2 separate regions of the Homo sapiens genome follow, and region 1 is linked to region 2. Evidence: chromatin loops called from intact Hi-C (ENCODE). Cell type or tissue: MCF 10A. All regions are shown on one strand. Each heading gives the region's core, and the rest is flanking DNA. Links, peaks and the distances in the headings are about the cores only. Region 1 overlaps ABCA1 (ATP binding cassette subfamily A member 1). Region 2 has its middle 97 kb from the start of CT70.

Region 1 (5,382 bases), core at 168-5,167, 220 kb before region 2:
CTACCCACTGCACAAGAGCTGTCTAATAATGATGCCAGAGGAAGTTTTCTATGATTCTAAAGTTAAAATTCAACATAAACACTAATATTATTTCCTGATTTTATAAAATTCTTTTTTTTTTTTTTTTTTTGAGATGGAGTCTCACTCTGTCAGCCAGGCTGGAGTGCAATGGCGTGATATTGGCTCACTGCAACCTCCGCCTCCCAGGTTCAAACGATTCTCCTGTCTCAGCCTCACGAGTAGCTGGGACTACAGGAGCATGCCACCACGCTGAGCTAATTTTCATATTTTTAGTAGAGACAGGCTTTGCCATGTTGGCCAGGATGGTCTCGAACTCCTGACCTCAAGTGATTTTCCCGCCTTGGCCTCCCAAAGTGCTGGGATTATAGACGTGGGATTACAGACCTTTGAAGTGATCTCGTCCATCCCACCTGAGCTTTGTGACACTAGTCCGTTCATTTCTGTTTCCCCAGTGCCATCTCACAGAGCTAAAATTGGAGAGATTTAAAGCCTTATTCCCACAAGCTGCAGGGACTGATCTCCTATTTAATGCAAAGCAAGCAACAGTTCTCAACTCAGTGCCACTGCGTCCAGCCCTTATTTTATAAAATTCTTAAAAGTCTCCAAATACACCCTTGTCTAAAGTCTCCTGTCCTCAATTTTTTAGACAGAGCTCCTCCAGATCAATAACCCTTAACCACGGTTATTGCCTCAGAACTGTGAATATTTTTTAAGTTTAACTCAACTTAAAATGTATCCCTTGTAGGAGGAAATCATCACAAATGCCAAGTGATAAGCCAGAAATCAATTTTATTTTAACCAGCTGGCCCATGACGCCAGGTTGCATATTCCACTCCTGGATGGTTTGGCAATTCCTGCCTGAATAGGGAAGTAAAATTAAGTGAAGTTGTATTCAAACTACCTCCCTCCCCTTCACCACCATTACAAGGACAAGGGTTTATTCATTTCTTTCCAGTAGCTGCACAACGTAATTGCCATCAGCCCTACTGAGGAAGCTGGAGGCATCAGCTTACCTTGTGGAGAATGACATCAGCCCTCAGCATCTTGTCCACAGTAGACTTTGGGAGAGAGAGGTTGTGATACAGGAACCCAGAGAAGGTTTCATTGTCCACCAGGAAATCTTGAAGCTTCAAGTCTATTGAGAAATAGTGTTTTATTTTTATTTAGTAAGTAACTCAAAAAAAAAAAAAAAGTGGGCACAATGGGACAGTGGAGAAACGTTATCATAATATTGATGATCAACAGTTGCCTGGCTAAACACACACAGGAATGAGATAGGGGAGCATCGCCATATCAGGAGAGGCATGAAAATATTGCTTTCTGGTAACATGTTGAGCCACACTCAGCATGTGCTCCTCAACTCAAACAGTGTGATGGTGCTGTTACACACACACACACACACACACACACATACACACACACACAGCCTTTCCTTTTCTTTTTTTTTTTTTATTTTGAGACGGAGTCTCACCCTGTCACCTAGGTTGGAGTGCAATGGTGGAATCTCAGCTCACTGCAACCCCCGCCTCCCGGGTTCAAGAGATTCTCCTGCCTCAGCCTCCCGAGTAGCTGGGATTACAGGTATGCATCACCATGACTGGCAAATTTTTTTTTTTTTATCTTTAGTACAGACAGGGTTTCACCATGATAGGCAGGCTGGTCTCAAACTCCTGACCTTGTGATCCAACCTGCCTTGGCCTCCCAAAGTGCTGACAGTACAGGCGTGAGCCACCATGCCCGGTCTTTCTCTTCTAAATGATCTCACCCACCCCACCTGAGCTTTGTGGCACTAGTCCGTTCATTCCTGTCTCCCCACTGCCTTTTCACAGAGCTAAAATTGGAGAGATTTAAAGCTTTATTCCCACAAGCTGCAGAGACTAATCTCCTGTTTAATGCAAAACAAGCAATGGTTCTCAAACTTAAGTATGCATCAGAATCACCTGGAGAGCTTGTTAAAATGCAGACTGCCGGGCCGGGCCGGGCCGGGCCGGGCCGGGCCGGGCCGGGCCGGGCCGGGCCGGGCCGGGCCGGGCCGGCCCCCACCCCCACCCCCACCCCCACCCCCACCCCCACCCCCACCCCCACCCCCAGAGTTTCTGATACAGCGGCCCTGGGATGCGACTGGAGAATCACTTACAGGTGATGCTGATGCTGCTGACCTGGGGACCATGTTTTGACAAACACTGGCAGAGTGCATTACGCATATCAAAGTGCCTTCACAGACATGGTCTCATTTTCATTCCAAACATAAAACATGTGATACAAAGCTCCAAAACCCAGGTCTGCCAGGCTTTAGGAAAACACATTAACATATATTTAAACCATCAGCCCTATTAAATGATTTGATTGCTAAAGGATTTCATACGGAATCTCCCTAAATAATAGGCCCTCTGAGTACAGTTAGAAAAGGCTTCAATCCAGTGCAACAAAACAGAAAAAGCAGCACTAAGAATCCAGAATTTTAGTTTCTAGAGTTGGAGGCTGTGTCTGGTGGCGTCCCTGCGTACCTCATGTCATCTTTCTGAACCTCAATTTCTTGATCTCCAAAATGAGAGGTTTCTGACCAGATGCTTGGTAGGAGCCCTATGACTCCGAAACAGTATAGTTTTCCCTGACTCATCTCATTTGGCTGTCTACCTCTTCTCCTTCCAACCCACTCTCCTAACAGCCTAACTTCTTTGTAATAAAGATAAAACCAGCTCATCAGGACCACATGAACTGAGCCCACATGGCCAGGCACTAAGCAACCTCTAGAGGGCAAACTTTGCAAACTGAAATCATTTACCAGAAGAGAAACAGGTTTGATCTGAAAATGGGGCTACAGTGTGAGGCTTAATGAGGACAGGAGTTAATCCGCGGAGCTAAGAGGGTCACATGCAGAGATAAAGTAACAGGAGGGCCTGACAGCCCAGCCAGTCTCTCATAAATGCTGTATGATCCAGGTGTATTCTGCTTTAGGCAAACTTCAGTAATATTGAGTTATATAGACAGAATAAATTGAGCAAGATTTACATCGCTAGAGAAATGATTCACTGCTACCCCTCTATGGCTAGCTCCTAGTTATTCCTCATGACAGCCAGTAGCTGTTCTTAGGCCCAGTTAGTGTCCCTCAGAATCAGTGCTCCTGCAAACTGCTACCTACCTGATGCTTCCCATCACATGTGACTCTACACTGTTAGCATTAGGCTCTCTACTGCAGTTGTCAAACCTCAGAGCACCTAAGCTTCATTTAGGGAGCATGCGAAAATGCAGTTTCTTGGGCCCAGTCCCCAGAGATTCTGAAATAGTGGGTCTAGAGTGCAGAGCCTACAAATCTACATTTGAATAAGCATCCCTTACACTTTTAATGTTGGGGGAGGGAGGTGTGGAACCACAGTTTAAGGAACATTGTTTTACTTGCATGTTGTCTCTACCAGACTATGCCTATAGGATAGGGAATATGCGTTCTTAGTACCACCAATGCCCAGATCAGGCCTGGCACAGAATTACTGCCCAGTGAAGGGTAGCTGAATACTAAACACTAGGAGATGGGATTAGGGCTGACAAGGTTCCAAAAGTATCTGAGTACCATCATAGGAGATTTCCTTTTAGCTGGCCAGGTCCAGGAAGAGCCCAGGGATGTCAGGACCATCCCCAGGCCACACCCCAGGAGTGAACAGGACTTCTAACCACTGGAACTGCCTTCCCAGGAACAGAAAGCGACATCCGGGGTCACTTTCTGTTCTTGGGAGAAACAGGAAGGAAGGTGTAAGCTGGTGTCTTCAGTTGAGGACTGGTGTGAAAAGGTAGACATTAATCACTGTACAACCATGGAAAAAGCACCACCCTGGGAGTCAGAAACCTGGGTTCTAAATCCATTTATTTGTCGAGTCATTTCATGTAGTTGTGCCTCCACTGCCTTATCTATAAAATGAAGGGTCAAAAAAGGCCTCTGTGAAACCTCAACAGAAACAGAATACACGTATTAGCTAACCCTCACTGACTAGGTGGGCCATAGCTTCCTCCTGAGCAGAGCCAGAGCAATACATCATATTGCACCAGGGAACTTCAAAACAGCTCCCTCCTTCCCAAGCAGGGTGGCAGAAGTGTGGGAGGGCGACCCAGGCCACCCCTGCAATGGGCCTAGGTCATCCTGCAACACTCTCCAGACCAGTGAGTGTGCTCAGCATGTTTATAAGACTTCTGTTATGTTAACAGGCTCTGAAGATGAGAACATCTGGATGTGATCAAGCTCCAGCCTCCTATCAGTGAATCCCCCGGATGAGACATAAGAACCCAGAGACTGATTAAACAGTCAACAACCCTTGGCTGTGCACGTGCATGGTGTGGTAGGTTCGCTGGGTTGGGAAGCAGCAGGGAGGGCCAAAGATCCTCCACTACAAAGAACTTGCAGCCTGATCACGTGGATATCCACCCATGTAGGCTTAGACTCACACACTAGCACCAACCTGTGTGAAAACAGGAAGGCAACATGGTGTAGTATACTGGTTCTCAAACATGACTGCCCGTTAGACTCAGCTGGGGGCTTCACAAAAATCCCAAAGCCCAGGCCACACCATGGAGCAACTAATGAGAACTGCTAGGGTAAGACCCAGGCATCAGAATTTAATAAAACCTGGCTGGGTGAGGTGGGCAGATCACTTGAGGTCAGGAGTTTGAGATCAGCCTGGTGAAACCCAGTCTCTACTAAACATATCAAAATTAGCTGAGTGTGGTGGTGGGTGCCTGTAATCCCAGCTACTTGGGAGGCTGAAGCAGGAGGATCACTTGAACGTGGGAGGCAGTGGTTGCACTGAGCAGAGATGGCACCATTGCACTCCAGCCTGGGTGACAGAGCGAGACTCTGTCTCAAAAAAAAAAAAAAAAAGAATTTAATAAAATTTTTCAGGTGATTGCAGCCAAGTCTGAGAAACAATGATGTGGGGGAAACATCAGGGTTTGGGACCAGAAAAACCTAAATTTGATACTGCACTCTCCTGTGAAATAGCTGTGTGACTGTGAGAAAGTGACTTTACCTCCCTGAGCACAAATTTTCTTACCAATTAAGTGAAGGTAATAGTATCCACATTTCAAAGATATGAAGATCAGAGATACTCATCATGGTAGGTGCTCAATATATGGTAATAATTTGTGATTATCAAAAAGATTTTTTCACTCAACTTTACCAATGTACAACAATGCCATTTATAGAAAAGATGGGGACACAGTCCCTGCCTTCGAGGAACTTTCAAGGCTGAAAGGGGAGATAAAGAGGCAAATCAATTCAAGAAGGCAGAAGGAAGGATAAGCAAGCCAAAAGGAGACAGTAAATGGAAGCACTGGCCCAAGATGAGGTTTATCTGTAAGTGCTTCATGGCGAGC
Region 2 (5,382 bases), core at 154-5,153:
AAAAATTTTCTCCCATTCTATAGGTTGCCTGTTCACTCTGATGATAGTTTCTTTTGCCGTGCAGAAGCTCTTTAGTTTAATTAGATCCCATTTGACTATTTTGGCTTTTGTTGCCATTGCTTTTGGTGTTTTAGTCATGAAGCCCTTGCCCATGCCTATGTCCTGAATGGTATTGCCTAGGTTTTCTTCTAGGGTTTTTATGGTTTTAGGTCTAACATTTCAGTCTTTAATCCATCTTGAATTAATTTTTGTATAAGATGTAAGGAAGGGATCCAGTTTCAGCTTTCTTCATATGGCTAGCCAGTTTTCCCAGCACCACTTATTAAACAGGGAATCCTTTCCCCATTTCTTGTTTTTGTCAGGTTTGTCAAAGATCAGATGGTTGTAGATGTGTGGTGTTGTTTCTGAGGCCTCTGTTCTGTTCCATTGGTCTATATCTCTGTTTTGGTACCAGTACCATGCTGTTTTGGTTACTGTAGCCTTGTAGTATAGTTTGAAGTCAGGTAGGTTGATGCCTCTGGCTTTGTTCTTTTTGCTTAGGATTGTCTTGGCTATGCGGGCTCTTTTTTGTTTCCATATGAACTTTAAAGTAGTTTTTTCCAATTCTGTGAAGAAAGTCATTGGTAGCTTGATGGGGATGGCATTGAATCTATAAATTACCTTGGGCAGTATGGCCATTTTCACAATATTGATTCTTTATATCCATGAGCATGGAATGTTCTTCCATTTGTTTGTGTCTTCTTTTATTTTGTTGAGCAGTGGTTTGTAGTTCTCCTTGAAGAGGTCCTTCACATCCCTTGTAAGTTGGATTCCTAGGTATTTTATTCTCTTTGAAGCAATTGTGAATGGGAGTTCACTCCTGATTTGGCTCTCTGTCTGTTATTGGTGTATAGGAATGCTTGTGATTTTTGCACATTCATTTTGTATCCTGAGACTTTGCTGAAGTTGCTTATCAGCTTAAGGAGATTTTGGCCTGAGACGACGGGGTTTTCTAAACGTACAATCATGTCATCTGCAAACAGCGACAATTTGACTTCCTCTTTTCCTAATTGAATACCCTTTATTTCTTTCTCCTGCCTGATTGCCCTGGCCAGAACTTCCAGCACTATGTCGAACAGGAGTGGTGAGAGAGGGCATCCCTGTCTTGTGCCAGTTTTCAAAGGGAATGCTTCCAGTTTTTACCCATTCAGTATGATATTGGCTGTGGGTTTGTCATAAATAGCTCTTATTATTTTGAGATACGTGCCATCAATACCTAATTTATTGAGAGTTTTTAGCATGAAGTGTTGTTGAATTTTGTCAAAGGCCTTTTCTGCATCTATTGAGATAATCATGTGGTTTTTGTCTTTGCTTCTGTTTATATGCTAGATTACGTTTATTGATTTGCATATGTTCAAGCAGCCTTGCATCCCAGGGATGAAGCCCACTTGGTCATGGTGGATAAGCTTTTTGATGTGCTGCTGGATTCGGTTTGCCAGTATTTTACTGAAGATTTTTGCATCGATGTTCATCAGGGATATTGGTCTAAAATTCTCTTTTTTTGTTGTGTCTCTGCCAGGCTTTGGTATCAGGATGATGCTGGCCTCATAAAATGAGTTAGGGAGGATTCCCTCTTTTTCTATTGATTGGAATAGTTTCAGAAGGAATGGTACTAGCTCCTCATTGTACCACTGGTAGAATTCGGCTGTGAATCCGTCTGGTCCTGGACTTTTTTTGGTTGGTAAGCTATTAATTATTGCCTCAATTTCAGAGCCTGTTATTGGTCTATTCAGAGATTCAACTTCTTCCTGGTTTTGTCTTGGGAGGGTGTATGTGTCCAGGAATTTATCCATTTCTTCTAGATTTTCTAGTTTATTTGCATAGAGGTGTTTATAGTATTCTCTGATTGTAGTTTGTATTTCTGTGGGATCGGTGGTGATATCCCCTTTATCATTTCTTATTGCATCTATTTGATTCTTCTCTCTTTTCTTCATTAGTCTTACTAGCGGTCTATCAATTTTGTTGATCTTTTAAAAAAAGGCGCCATCCTGGCCAACATGGTAAAACCCTGCCTCTACTAAAAATACAATAATTTGCCGGGTGTGGTGGCTTATGCCTGTAGTACCAGCTACTCAGGAGGCTAAGGCAGGAGAATTGCTTGAACCCAGGAGGCAGAGGTTGCAATGAGCCAAGATCGCACCGCTGCACTCCAGCCTGGGCAACAGAGTGAGACTCCATCTCAAAAAAAAAAAATATATATATATATACATTTTTATATATATATATATTTATGTGTGTGTATATATATACATATATACATATGTGTATACATATATATACACACACATACATACATACATATATATTTGGGTAAGTAGTAGTAGAATTTAGTAGGTAGGTTGTAAATTGGCAGCCTTTGGGCAAGGATATGGGAAGGAGTATGAGCAGAGAACTTAACATTTCTATGTGCCACTCCCTAAGAAAGTGGTGAAAAACAACAATCTTTGCAAATTCCAGCCCCTTCCAAAGGCAGAAAAGGCTCAAACTCATTTCCACTGTTTGCAGGCACCATTTACACCACCTACACCACTGCCCTTGGGCTGAATTTTGAATTTTGTTTTAGTTTGGATTTGTCTACAAGTATGTTAAAAGGCAGATGTTTTAAAACAGGTGTTCAGCTTGATTGCAACATAGGTTGCTTCTTGCCAGTTGTCTTACACTAGCTTGATGTATTTACTGAACGTGTCTGGCCCCTGTAGACATTTTGAGTAATCTACCTCTGACTTAGTGTTAAGAGTTTTTGAACAGCAGCCAGGCCTAGGTTTGAATCTTGATTCTACCACTAATTTCTTTCAGCCTCAACTTGCTCATCTATGTCAAACCAGGGTAGTTTTGCCTTCCTACTACAATGTATCCTAAAGTAGGACACTTAAGCCCCTGGATTTGCAAGATTCCTAGTCTAGTCCCTCTCCTGATTTTCCAAGGAGCTCCCCTAGCCTGCAGATATGTGGATGAAATGAAAAGCCAATTATGTTTGCTCTCAAGGCTGTTATCTTGCCGACAGCAGAAACCTTGGCATTCCAAAGAGATACCTGCAATTCTTGCTCCTGCCACCACTTGTGCTAAAATAACCACCCCTGGAGCTAACAGTAGTTATTCCCCAAAGATGGCCTCCCAGTAATCCATGGCTCTGGATATTCACTCTCTTCCCTTAAATCTGGGCAGGCCTAGAACTAAATTTGATGAATAGATGTGCCTGGAGTGATACTGAACGTCTTCTAAGGCCGGGTTATAAGAAATGATGCACCTTCACCTGGCTCCCTTGGAAAATGCATTTTTGGGGAAGCCAGCTTTCATGTTAGAATTCTAACTACTCTGAGACCACCATGCTATGAGGAAGCCCAAGCTACCCATGTAAATATGCCCTGTGGAGGAAAATCAAATGCCTGGTTGATAGTTCCAGCTTTGATCCTATTCAATAGCCAGCACCAGTTTACAAGATGTGAGAATGAAGATGCCATTTGGATATTCAACTCAGTCAAGCCTTCAGGTGACTCCAGCTCCAGCCACCATCTAACTGCAACTGCATGATAAACCACAGGCAAGAACCTTCCTGTTGAGCCCACAACAATCCCATGGAACAATAAGGAGTAATAAAATGGCTGTTTTAAGCTATTCTCTTTTGGGAAGGTTTGACATGCAGCAATAGATAATTGGTACAGGATCATACATACCCATGCCACTATTGCCTGGCATTTCTGAAGCCACATGGCTGGGGCTGAGCTTTTGCTTCCAATTGCTGCCAACATGGTAGTGAAAATTCTTGCCCAGAAGACGCTATTTCTCAAAAGCAAGGGCAGGTGACACTTCTCTCTGCATCATATTTGGAGATGGTTGCTCCATGGCAAAATTGACTTAGGCTTCCAGTGTTACAAGTCCTTCAAACCAGTCGTCTAGCCATTTCCCCAGGACATTAGCCTGCCATTAAGATAGCTGTGTTGGGACAGGTTCTGGAGTCTGCTGCCAAACTGACTATATCTCAGGATCACAGCAGAAGGTTGATGGTGCTTTCAAATTAGAATTGTTTGAGTTCTTAGTAAAGGACTATTTATAAAAAGTAGGTGTAAAGGACTCACAAGGGACAATGGAGTAACCCCAGACTAGTAACAGTGGGATGTTACCACCTTCATGCCCATAAAGATGAGAGGAAGGAGCAGCTACTGGAACCTTAATAGAGAGACTCATGCAGAGAAGTCCACTTTGAGAGGAACTGTGCGCTTCAGTCTAGAGATATAGCCTGCTTTGGGTAACACTGCAGAGAGTGAGCCCGAGAAATAAATATCCAGATTTCCCTCCCACACCCTCCTCTGATTTCCTGCTGGAGATTTTCATTTGCGAAGAAATCAAGCAAAGGCCAAAAGACAAGGAAGCCTGATGAAGTGTTATAGTAGTCTGTACAAGTCAGCCTCCTGAGGGTTGGAGTGGGGCTGAGATCAGGCTGGAAAAAGGGCAAAGGGAAGCTATCTGGCACATAGACCCAGAACCATCATTAGCTAACACTTTCAGCCCAACGCCCATCTCTTTCTCTTTTGATGAAGATTTTATCCTAAAAGTCTTAATGGCTTCTCTGCCAATCAGGTGCAACCCAATCGCTTTCAGTAATTTTAACTCTTACATAGGAAGCGTTCTGAATCCTTTGCTCCTGCAAAGGCCCCTGTGTTCCAAATTTGCCCACTTCCTCTCCAGCAATTTTCAAGCTTCAGTCATTTCTCTCTCCTGACATTTTCCCCAAAATACTTTAAGCACAGAACATATCTGGAAGGTTATGCAAAAAACTAATTATTGTGGTCATAATACATTTGGAGTCCTGGCACGGTGGCTCACACGTGTAATCCCAGCACTTTGGGAGGCTGAGGTGGGTGGATCACCCGAGCTAAGGAGTTCGAGAGCAGCCTGGCCAACATGGTGAAACCCTGTCTCTACTAAAAATACAAAAATTAGCAAGCCATGGTGGCAAGCACCTGTAATCCCAGCTACTCAGGAAGCTGAGGCAGGAGAATCACTTGAACCCAGGAGGCAGAGGTTGCAGTGAGCTGAGATCGCACCATTGCACTCCAGCCTGGGTGACGAGAGCAAAACTCTGTCTCAAAAAAAAAAAAAAAAAAAGAAGAGAGGATCAAGAAAAGGCAGACCACTGCTGAAATTTCTGTGGCCCTGAAGAAGGAGATGAGATCATGATGGCCAGAGAGAAATTCCAGGATCAGAAAAATGCTACCTCCTCTAAAAGTGATGTAAGTATGACACCTGGGTCAGCAAACCTGATATTCCAAACCACAATCACCTGCTTAGCCCCTTTTTTCCGTAATTTTTCCTCATACTTTTAGGAAGTTATTTCCAATGGAA

What was found. Peaks named below come from ENCODE experiments on the same cell type or tissue, not always from the same donor. Only the 100,000 strongest peaks of a DNase experiment are listed, where the experiment ranks them.
Region 1: it touches region 2 in a loop (13-fold over the local background); 3 of 110 quality-filtered maps call a loop at or near these places.

The regions. Positions count from the first base shown.
Region 1 is chr9:104,860,645-104,866,026 of GRCh38, forward strand. It overlaps ABCA1 (ATP binding cassette subfamily A member 1), which reads right to left. Exons shown (of 50, transcript NM_005502.4): 6 at 1,035-1,156. Among named protein-coding and RNA genes, the nearest start is that of ABCA1, 65 kb to the right of the region's middle. In MCF 10A, for the core only: a CTCF peak has its summit at 2,775 (motif pointing right); a DNase peak (open chromatin) is centred at 2,767.
Region 2 is chr9:105,085,625-105,091,006 of GRCh38, forward strand. No RefSeq gene overlaps it. Among named protein-coding and RNA genes, the nearest start is that of CT70, 97 kb to the left of the region's middle. In MCF 10A, for the core only: no CTCF peak of the experiment used is centred there; a DNase peak (open chromatin) is centred at 2,717.